Linked DNA regions of Homo sapiens: region 2 is linked to region 1. Evidence: read pairs that join two places in POLR2A ChIA-PET (ENCODE). Cell type or tissue: GM12878. All regions are shown on one strand. Each heading gives the region's core, and the rest is flanking DNA. Links, peaks and the distances in the headings are about the cores only.

Region 1 (4,396 bases), core at 121-4,120:
CAAGTCATCAGATACAGGATGGCTGCAGAGATGGAGCCTTCTTGAGAGTAGGGAAGGGGAGAGGAAGTGTGAATAACAATAAAACATACTCAGGTAGTGGGGGCAGAGGGAGAGGCTGCAAATAGTCACTATTTAACACTTTGGTTGCTGTTATACTTCATTCCCTCATGGCTGATGTTTTACTTTTCCTTAAGAGTAAATAGATCTGTACTCTTTAAAAATAGAAGGAAACAATATGATTAATTTAGACAGGCTTCTATTACTCTCTATATGACTTTTTCTTTCTGAGTAACTGTATTAGTCCATTTTCACGCTGCTGATAAAGACATACCCGAGACTGGGTATAAAGAAAAAGAAGTTTAATGGACTCACAGTTCCTCGTGGCTGGGTGGGGGCGGGGGCCTCACAATCATGGTGAAAGGTGAAAGGTGAAAGGCACATCTTACATGGTGGCAGGCAAGAAAGAATGAGAGCCAAGCAAAAGGGAAAACCCCTTATAAAACCATCAGATCTCATGAGACTTATTCACTAGCATGAGAATAGTATGGGGAAACCACCCCCATGATTCAATTATCTCCCACTGGGTTCCTCTCACAACACACGGGAATGATGGGAGCTACAATTCAAGATGAGATTGGGGACACAACCAAACATATCAGTGACATAGGAATTGGCATATTAAAGGGAGCAGTAGAAGCCATTCAAAAAAAGTACAATCCCCCTTGGGCATGTTTACTGGGTTAGTGTTCTCCCCAAATTCATGTCCACCAGGAATCTGTCAATGTGACCTTATTTGGAGACAGGGCTTTTGGCAGATGTAATTAGTCATTAAAATGAGGTCCTACTGGATTAGGGGGGTGGGCCTGTGGGTTGGCCCAACATCCAATTTGACTGGTGCCCTTATAAGAAGAGAACTGGGTGGGTGTGGTAGCTCACACCTGTAATCTCAGCACATTGGGAGGCCAAGGCTAGAGGATCACTTGAGCCCAGGAGTTCGAGACTAGTCTGGGCAACATAGGGAGACCCTACTTTACAAAAAAAAAAAAAAGCTAGGCATGATGGCGTATGCCTTTGGTCCCAGCTACTTGGGAGGCTGAGGTGGGAAGATTTCTTGAGTCCAGGAGGTTGAGGCTGTGGTAAGCTGTGATGACACCACTGTACTCCAGCCTGGGCAACAGAGCGAGACCTCATCTCTTAGAAAAAAAAAAAAAAAAAAAAAAAAAAGAAGAATGGAGCCGAGAGAGACACACACAGACAGACAGGAGGAAAATGCCACGTGACAGTGGAGGCAGACATTGGAGTGATGCAGCCGCATGCCAAGGAATGCCAAGGGTTGCCAGAAGCCACCAGAAACTGGGAAGAGGCAAGGAAGGATCCTTCCCCACTGCCTTCAGAGAGCACATGGCCCTGCCAATGCCTTGATTTCAGACCTCTAGCCTCCAGAATTGTGAGATAATAGATTTCCATTGTTTTCAGCCACCCAGTTTGTGGCACCTGGTGATGGCAGCCCTAGAGAGCTGATACAGGGAGCAGTGCAGGGATAGGCACAGTGCTTGACAAGTGCTTTTGAATTTCAAACAGTAGCTGCAGGTCCAAAGAAGAGATCTCAAACCTGTGTTAGGATTATACAAGTGGTACAGGGTGCAGTGGCTCACACCTGTAATTCCAGCACTTTGGGAGGCTGAGGCAGGTGGATTGCCTGAGCTTATGAGTTCAAGACCAGCCTGGCCAACATGGCAAAACCCCATCTCTACTAAAAATACAAAAAAAAAAAATTAGCAGTGCGTGGTCGCGTGTGCCTGTAATCCCAGCTACTTGGGAGGCTGAGGCAGGAGAATCACTTGACCCCGGGAGGTGGAGGTTGCAGTGAGTCAAGATCATACCAGTGCACTCCAGCCTGGACAACAGAGTGAGACTGCCTCCAAAACAAAACAAAACAAAAAAACAAAAAGAAAAACAAGTGGTATGAATTGTCTAGCACACACCCACAGAAATAGTTTCTTTCCCTTTCAAACGTACTGCATGTCAAATGGAAACTACCGACCAAAATCCCTTGAGATCTCTTGAGGGTATTCATCTGCACAAGTAAGGTAACACGTACAAAGGGCTTTAGAGCCAGAGAACTCATCACAAACTGGGAGGTGATTATTTTTCCTTCAGTGCAAAGAATCTTCTACATTCTGAAACATCAGGATAGCTGCTTAGGGGCATAAAGTCAGCTAGCTTTTGAGAAATTTTTCCATTTTTGAGAAAAAAATAATCATTTAGCAACAGGAACAGGAAGAGAAGTATTGGAATCATAATGTTTCCTTAAATTTCTCAGACATCAACTTGAAGTATGATGCCCATGTTTAGTGTATGGTAGGCTTGTCTTTTCTGCCAAAAGGGATTGTATGAAGATTGACAATGTAGATATTTGAAGCTGATTTTATTTGTTTGTTTGTTTTGAGGCAGGGTCTCCCTCTGTTGCCTAGGCTGGAATGCAGTGGCGCTATCATAGGTGGCTATAGTCTTGAATTCCTGGGTTTAAGTGAGCCTCCCGCCTCAGCCTCCCAAAGTACTGGGATTACAGGCATGAGCCACTTCACCTGGTCTGAAGCTGATTTTGAATGGAATAGCACTGTTCCTAGGTAGGGAGTTACACGAGAGGCTGGGTGGTGCAGTGGAAATCATGCTGGGTTAGAGATTCTGAGGTTGGTTTCTATGAGGCCTGGTGTCAGAAATTTGCTGCCTGACTGTGGGCAAGTTGCTGCAACTTGCGAAGTCTTCGTTAGGCTGGGTAGGTGACTGCTGGATTCTCTATACTTCCCCCACTGAGTGGGAGGGGAGGGTATTAGCCCCTGTAATGAGTGTCCTCCCAAAAGATATGTCCAAGTCCTAATTCTCAGTACTTATGAATGTGACCTTATTTGGAAGTAGAGTTTTTGAAGATGCAATTAATATAAGGATCTTGGGATAAGATCACCCTGGATTAGGATGGGCTCTAAATCCAATGACCAGTGTCCTTTCAAGAGACAGAAAAGGGGAAGACACACAGAAACACAGGGAGGCCTAGTGTGGTGGCTCAAGCCTGTAATCTCAACACTGTGGGAGGCAGAGGCAGGAGGATCGCTTGAGGCCAGGAGTTCAAGACCAGCCTGGGCAACATAGCAAGACCCTGTCTGTATGGAAAAAAAAGAGAAAGAAAAGTATATGTTAGGCTGGGCATGGTACCTAATGCCTGTAATCCCAGCACTTTGGGAGGCTGAGGTGGGTGGATTGCTTGAGCCCAGGAGTTTGGGACCAGCCTGGGCAATATGGCAAGATCCAGTCTCTACAAAATATACAAAAATTAGGCATGGTGGTGCATGCCTGTAGTCCCAGCTACTTGGGAGGCTGAGGTGAGAGGATCACCTGAGCCCAGAAGGTTGAGGCTGCAGTGAGCCATGATCATGCTACTGCACTCCAGCCTGAGCAACAGAGTGAGACCCTGTCTCAAAAAAAAAAAAAAAAAAAAGAAAGAAAGAAAAAAGAGAAAATTACACACACGCACACACACACACATATATGAAAATAAATAGAAACCCATGGAAGAAGGCCAGGTAAAGATTCATGTGAGGGTGGAGTCAGAGATGGAGTTATTCGCTCTAAGCCAAGACACACCAAGGGTTGTGGGAGCTGCCAGAAGGTAGGAGAGAGGCACGGAACGAATTCTCTCACAGAGTCTCCACAAGGAATTGACCCTGCCAACTCCTTAATTTTGGACTTGGCCTCCAGAACAGTGAGAGAATCAATTTCTGTTGTTCTAAGCTACCAAGTTTGTGGTCAATTGCATGGCAGCTATAGGAAACTCATATGGACCTCTACAGGTTAGGAGGGGGCACTGCCCCAACAGGCCCTCTGATATGGTTTGGCTGTGTCCTCACCCAAATCTCATTTTGAATTCCCACGTGTTGTGGGAGGTAATTGAATCATGGGGGCAGGTCTTTCCTGTGCAGTTCTCATGATGGTGAGTAAGTCTCAGGAGATCTGATGGTTATTATAAGGGGGAGTTTCCCTGCATAAGCTCTTTCTTTGCCTGCTGCCATCCATGTAAGATGTGACTTTGCTCCTCCTTGCTTTCCACCATGATTGTGAGGCTTCCCCAGCCATGTGGAACTATAGGTCCACTAAACTTCTTTCTTTTGTAAATTGCCCAGCCTCAGGTATGCCTTTATCAGCAGCATGAAAACAGACTAATACACCCTCTCTACTAGGAACCCCTGAGGAATCATCACTGCGTCTGATGATGGGATGCCAGGGCTGCCCATCTTTGTCAGACCAAACGCATGGGATTCTGAATGAGGTTGTATTTGTTGCCTGTGGCTGCCATAACAAATTAGGACAAACTTGGTGGCTTAAAACAACACACTTTTAT
Region 2 (4,396 bases), core at 314-4,313, 210 kb after region 1:
TTTAGTAAAGACGGGGTTTCGCCATGTTGGCCTGGTTGGTCTTGAACTCCTGACCTCAAGTGATCCACCCACTTCAGCCTCCCAAAGTGCTGGGATTACAGGTGTGAGCCACCGCATCTGGCCTATCTTGATTTATTTATAATGACTATCTACAGAAACAACTCATAGTCTGTGGGGTTTTCTTAGTGTATTTTCAGGAGTCAAAAATCTAAACTTTAAAAAAATCTGTAAATTTAAGGTAGATGCTGACTGAATGTGCTGTATTTTTCTTTTTAAACAGGAATATTAAGAAAATCACTTTGCCAAGTATTGGTCGATTTCGTCACTTTACCAATGAAACTTTGCTAGATATTTTATTTTATAACAGCCCCACCTACTGTCAGACAATTGTGGAAAAAGTAGGAATGGAGATAAACCATCTGCATGCACTCTTTATGAGTCGGAACCCAGACTTCAAAGGAGGTGTCTCTGTTGCTGGTCACAGTTTAGGTAAAACTGTCAAATATTCACATTTTAAATACAATTTTTGTTGAGTCATAACTGCTTTCAGTGTAGGTGATATTGTTAGTGCAAAATTAAGAATTACAGATTTTAAGTTTCAGAAAAGGTAGAAATGAATGCTCTGAGTTTAGATTCTGCCTTTTCTATATTCACCTCTAGTATTACCTAGGGAATGCTATGTATTTTACTTTATTCTGCTGTTTGATAAAATAATTAATTATCAGGTCTTGAATAACATGTAACTTCTGTATGACTTTTGACTATAGACAGTGAAAAAAGAATTAGTGTTATAAAAGTACCTACTACATTATAAGGCAAAATGTTTCTTTTTCATAGGTTCTTTAATATTGTTTGACATCCTGTCTAATCAAAAAGATTTGAATTTATCAAAGTGCCCTGGACCTCTTGCTGTTGCTAATGGAGTTGTGAAGCAGCTACATTTTCAGGAAAAGCAGGTACGTCTGTACGTGGCCAATTAACATTTCGATTTAGAGTCTATGGAGCTGAACAATTTTCAAAAGTCTGAACTGTTTCTTGAAACTTTTGTTTGTTTGTTTGTTTGTTTGTTTGTTTTAACTGAGCCTCATTGGTTGCTTGGGCTAGTCTTGAGTTCCCTCCTGGCCTCAAGCGATCCTCCTGCCTTGGCTTCCCAAAGTGCTGGCATCAATAACTCTTCAGAGAATCCCCAAATTCAGAGTACAGTTATAGGCCCAAATATAATAGCTTCCGTGTCCAGCCCTGAAACTGGTTTTACATATTAAAGTACACCGAGGTTTAGAAATGGAATGGAATCATATAGCTCATTATTTGAGTTTCTCACTCTTCTTCTTTATGGGTTATAAATTTAAATGTGAAAGTTTGTGATTTTTAAAAATGTAAATTATAGGAAATGGAGACTTGAGTGATTTATTAAATTTATATACTTTTCAGAATATTCAATTTTTTTTTTTTTTTGAGGCGGAGTTTCACTTTTGTCACCCAGGTTAGAGTGCAATGGTGTGATCTCGGCTCACTGCAACCTCCGCCTTTCGGTTTCAAGCGATTCTCCTGCCTCAGCCTCCCGAGTAGTTGGGATTACAGGCGCCTGCCACCAAGCTGAGCTAATTTTTGTGTTTTTAGTAGAGACAGGGTTTCATCATGTTGGCCAGGCTGGTCTTCAACTCCTGACCTCAGGTGATGCACCTGCCTCAGCCTCCCAAAGTGCTGGGATTACAGGCGTGAGCCACTGGGCCTGGCCAGAATATTCAAACTTTGAATGGCAAAGTACTGTGCCTAAAATTATGATTTCTGTGTAAAGCAAAATTGTTTGAGAGTTTTCGTAGATCAGCAGTCATTATATGGGAGTTTTTCTGAGCTTGTAATGTTTTTCATACTTTTTTTTTTAAAGATGCCTGAAGAGCCAAAGCTGACTTTGGATGAGTCGTATGACCTTGTTGTTGAAAATAAAGAAGTCCTAACTTTGCAAGAAACTCTGGAAGCACTTAGCCTCTCTGAATATTTTAGCACTTTTGAAAAGGAAAAGATTGATATGGAGTCCCTGGTACTGATCATAGTTTGCTTCATTTTGTTTGAAATTGTTTTTCTTGTGTAGATTGAAAATTAAGAATAAACATTTTCGTATCAAAATACACTCCAGAGTAGACAAAGACTGAAATGTTTTAAAAAATTGAAAAACACAGAAGAATATTTTTTTATAATCTGAAAGGCTTTTCTGAGTATGATGCAAAATCCAGAAGCCATCAAAGAAAAAAATTGTATAACAGTAGACACCATAAACAACATCTAAAGGCCAGTGATACATTTGCAACACACATTATAGACAGAGGGCTTACTTCATTGATTTTCAAAGCTTCTACAAATCAGTTACAGAAAGACCATCACATCAGTGTGATATGTAAATAGGCAAAGAATATAAACATGATTTACAGAAAAGGAAATAACAAATGGTGTCTTCGCATATGAAAACTCATAAGAGAAATGGAAATTGAAAGTACAATGGGATTTTTTTTAACTTACCAGTTTGAAAAAATAGGAAGTTTGAAAATATGCTATGTGGCCAGGGTGAAGGGAACTAGGCATTGTTATATATTGTTGGTCAGACTGTAAAATATTACAAACTCTTTGGAAGGCAGTTTGGCAATATCTTTAAGAATATAAAAATTACCCTTTGCTTCATCAGTTTCATTGCCAGGAATATTTCCTATAGAGAAATATTCAAACAAGAATTATCTACAAGGATACTCACAGCAGTGTTTGCAAGGTAACAAAACATTAGAGACACCATTGGTGTTGAGGAGTAGGGTGCTAGTGAAATCATTTATGGTGCATCCGCATAACGGAGTACCCTACAGCTGTTGAATGAATGATGCAGTGTCAGAGATACCCGTCTCTAAGGTACATTTACATGAAGAGAGCAGAGTTCATTACTGTGTGCATAGTAGAGCACACACACAGAGAAAAACATGTAAGTGCTATGCATACATAAGACATCGCTTCAAAGAGAGCAAGTTTCCACAGTTGCGCTGAGAGGAGAATTCTATGTTTGGGACAGCAGTGGGAGGAAGATATTTCATCGTATGCTTGACTATAGCTTTGGAATTTTGTATACCATATGTGTATTTTCTGTTAATTAATAGAATGATTTAGGTGTGGAAGCCTAAGATTTTATAGCCTAAACTGATGCATGATTTAAATACAAAATAACTAACTTGTAAAAAGTTGAGTGGCTCTTAGATTGCTTTAGATGATGTGGTTTCTTTATAATTTTCATATTCTCATTTCAGTTCTTCTATCACTAGATTGATTAATGTGCTTGTCTGTTTCCTTTTAAAGCTTATGTGTACAGTTGATGACCTGAAGGAAATGGGGATACCCCTTGGACCCAGAAAGAAGATAGCTAACTTTGTAGAACATAAAGCAGCCAAACTGGTAAAGTTCACCTCTGACTCAAGAAAAACTAAAACTCATGGTGTGACCAGCTCGTTTATATTATAGAAAATTTTAATACTACTATGGTTAGGTAAGCTAGTTTGCTCCCTACCTAGGGCACAGTAATGGAGCTGATGGAAACCCAGACTTAGGAGTCAGAGTTGGGCTTAAGTCCACATTAGGCTAAGTGACCATCCTGGTTTTCCTGGGACTAAGTTCCTAGGATGAAGGGCTTTCAGTTTTAAAATGGATATTTAAGGTTTTCCTGGTGCAAACAGTGGTTAAGTTCTGACAAATAAATTCTCAGCTCAACTGCTCATTAACTGCGTATTAATGAGCAATTTGTATTTGGTTTTATTCATTTGTTTATTTTGAGATGGGATCTTGCTGTGTTTCCCACTGCTGGTCTCAAACTCCTGGGCTCAAGCTATCCTCCCGCCTCAGCCTTCTGATCATGAGTGATTTTCTTAATTTTTCTGATCCTTTGTTTTCTTCATTTCTAAAATGGAATAATACCTTCCTTACAGGATTGGAGTAAGCATGAAATAATGCATGCAAAGCTTAGCACCAAGTAATAGCTCACTTTCTTCCCAGTCCTTACCATCTAAAGAGATGAGGAAAAACATACACACTGAAGTCTTAAACACTAAACAGCAAAAATTGTTAACAATACAAAACAAGGCAACAGCTAAAAAGCATTTAAAACTAGAACAACTGGAAAATATACTTGTTTTATTAATTTTAATTTATTGATCAAATTAATTTTACAGAGGTTTTCTAATTAGAAAAATTAGATGACTCTTAGGGTGGCCGTCTTATTTGTATTGTTATTAACATGCTCTTTGATGATCCTTCCATCTTTTGAATTTCTATGGTTCTATTATTTTACTACCTGTTTGGAACTTAACCTACATCATTTCTTTATATGGGAAATGACTATAAAGTCATAGGACTGATTTTTTTTTTA

The links. Peaks named below come from ENCODE experiments on the same cell type or tissue, not always from the same donor. Only the 100,000 strongest peaks of a DNase experiment are listed, where the experiment ranks them.
Region 2: POLR2A ChIA-PET joins it to region 1 with 6 read pairs; 1 of 35 experiments calls an interaction of 5 or more read pairs at or near these places.

Annotation. Positions count from the first base shown.
Region 1 is chr10:119,707,097-119,711,492 of GRCh38, forward strand. No RefSeq gene overlaps it. Among named protein-coding and RNA genes, the nearest start is that of INPP5F, 17 kb to the right of the region's middle. In GM12878, for the core only: no CTCF peak of the experiment used is centred there; a DNase peak (open chromatin) is centred at 2,035; H3K27ac peaks cover 2,352 bases.
Region 2 is chr10:119,917,556-119,921,951 of GRCh38, forward strand. SEC23IP (SEC23 interacting protein) reads left to right here. Exons shown (of 19, transcript NM_007190.4): 9 at 281-489; 10 at 838-956; 11 at 1,889-2,041; 12 at 3,334-3,429. Among named protein-coding and RNA genes, the nearest start is that of SEC23IP, 27 kb to the left of the region's middle. RefSeq lists an enhancer at 4,270-4,396. In GM12878, for the core only: no CTCF peak of the experiment used is centred there; a DNase peak (open chromatin) is centred at 2,436; H3K4me3 peaks cover 344 bases; H3K27ac peaks cover 1,378 bases.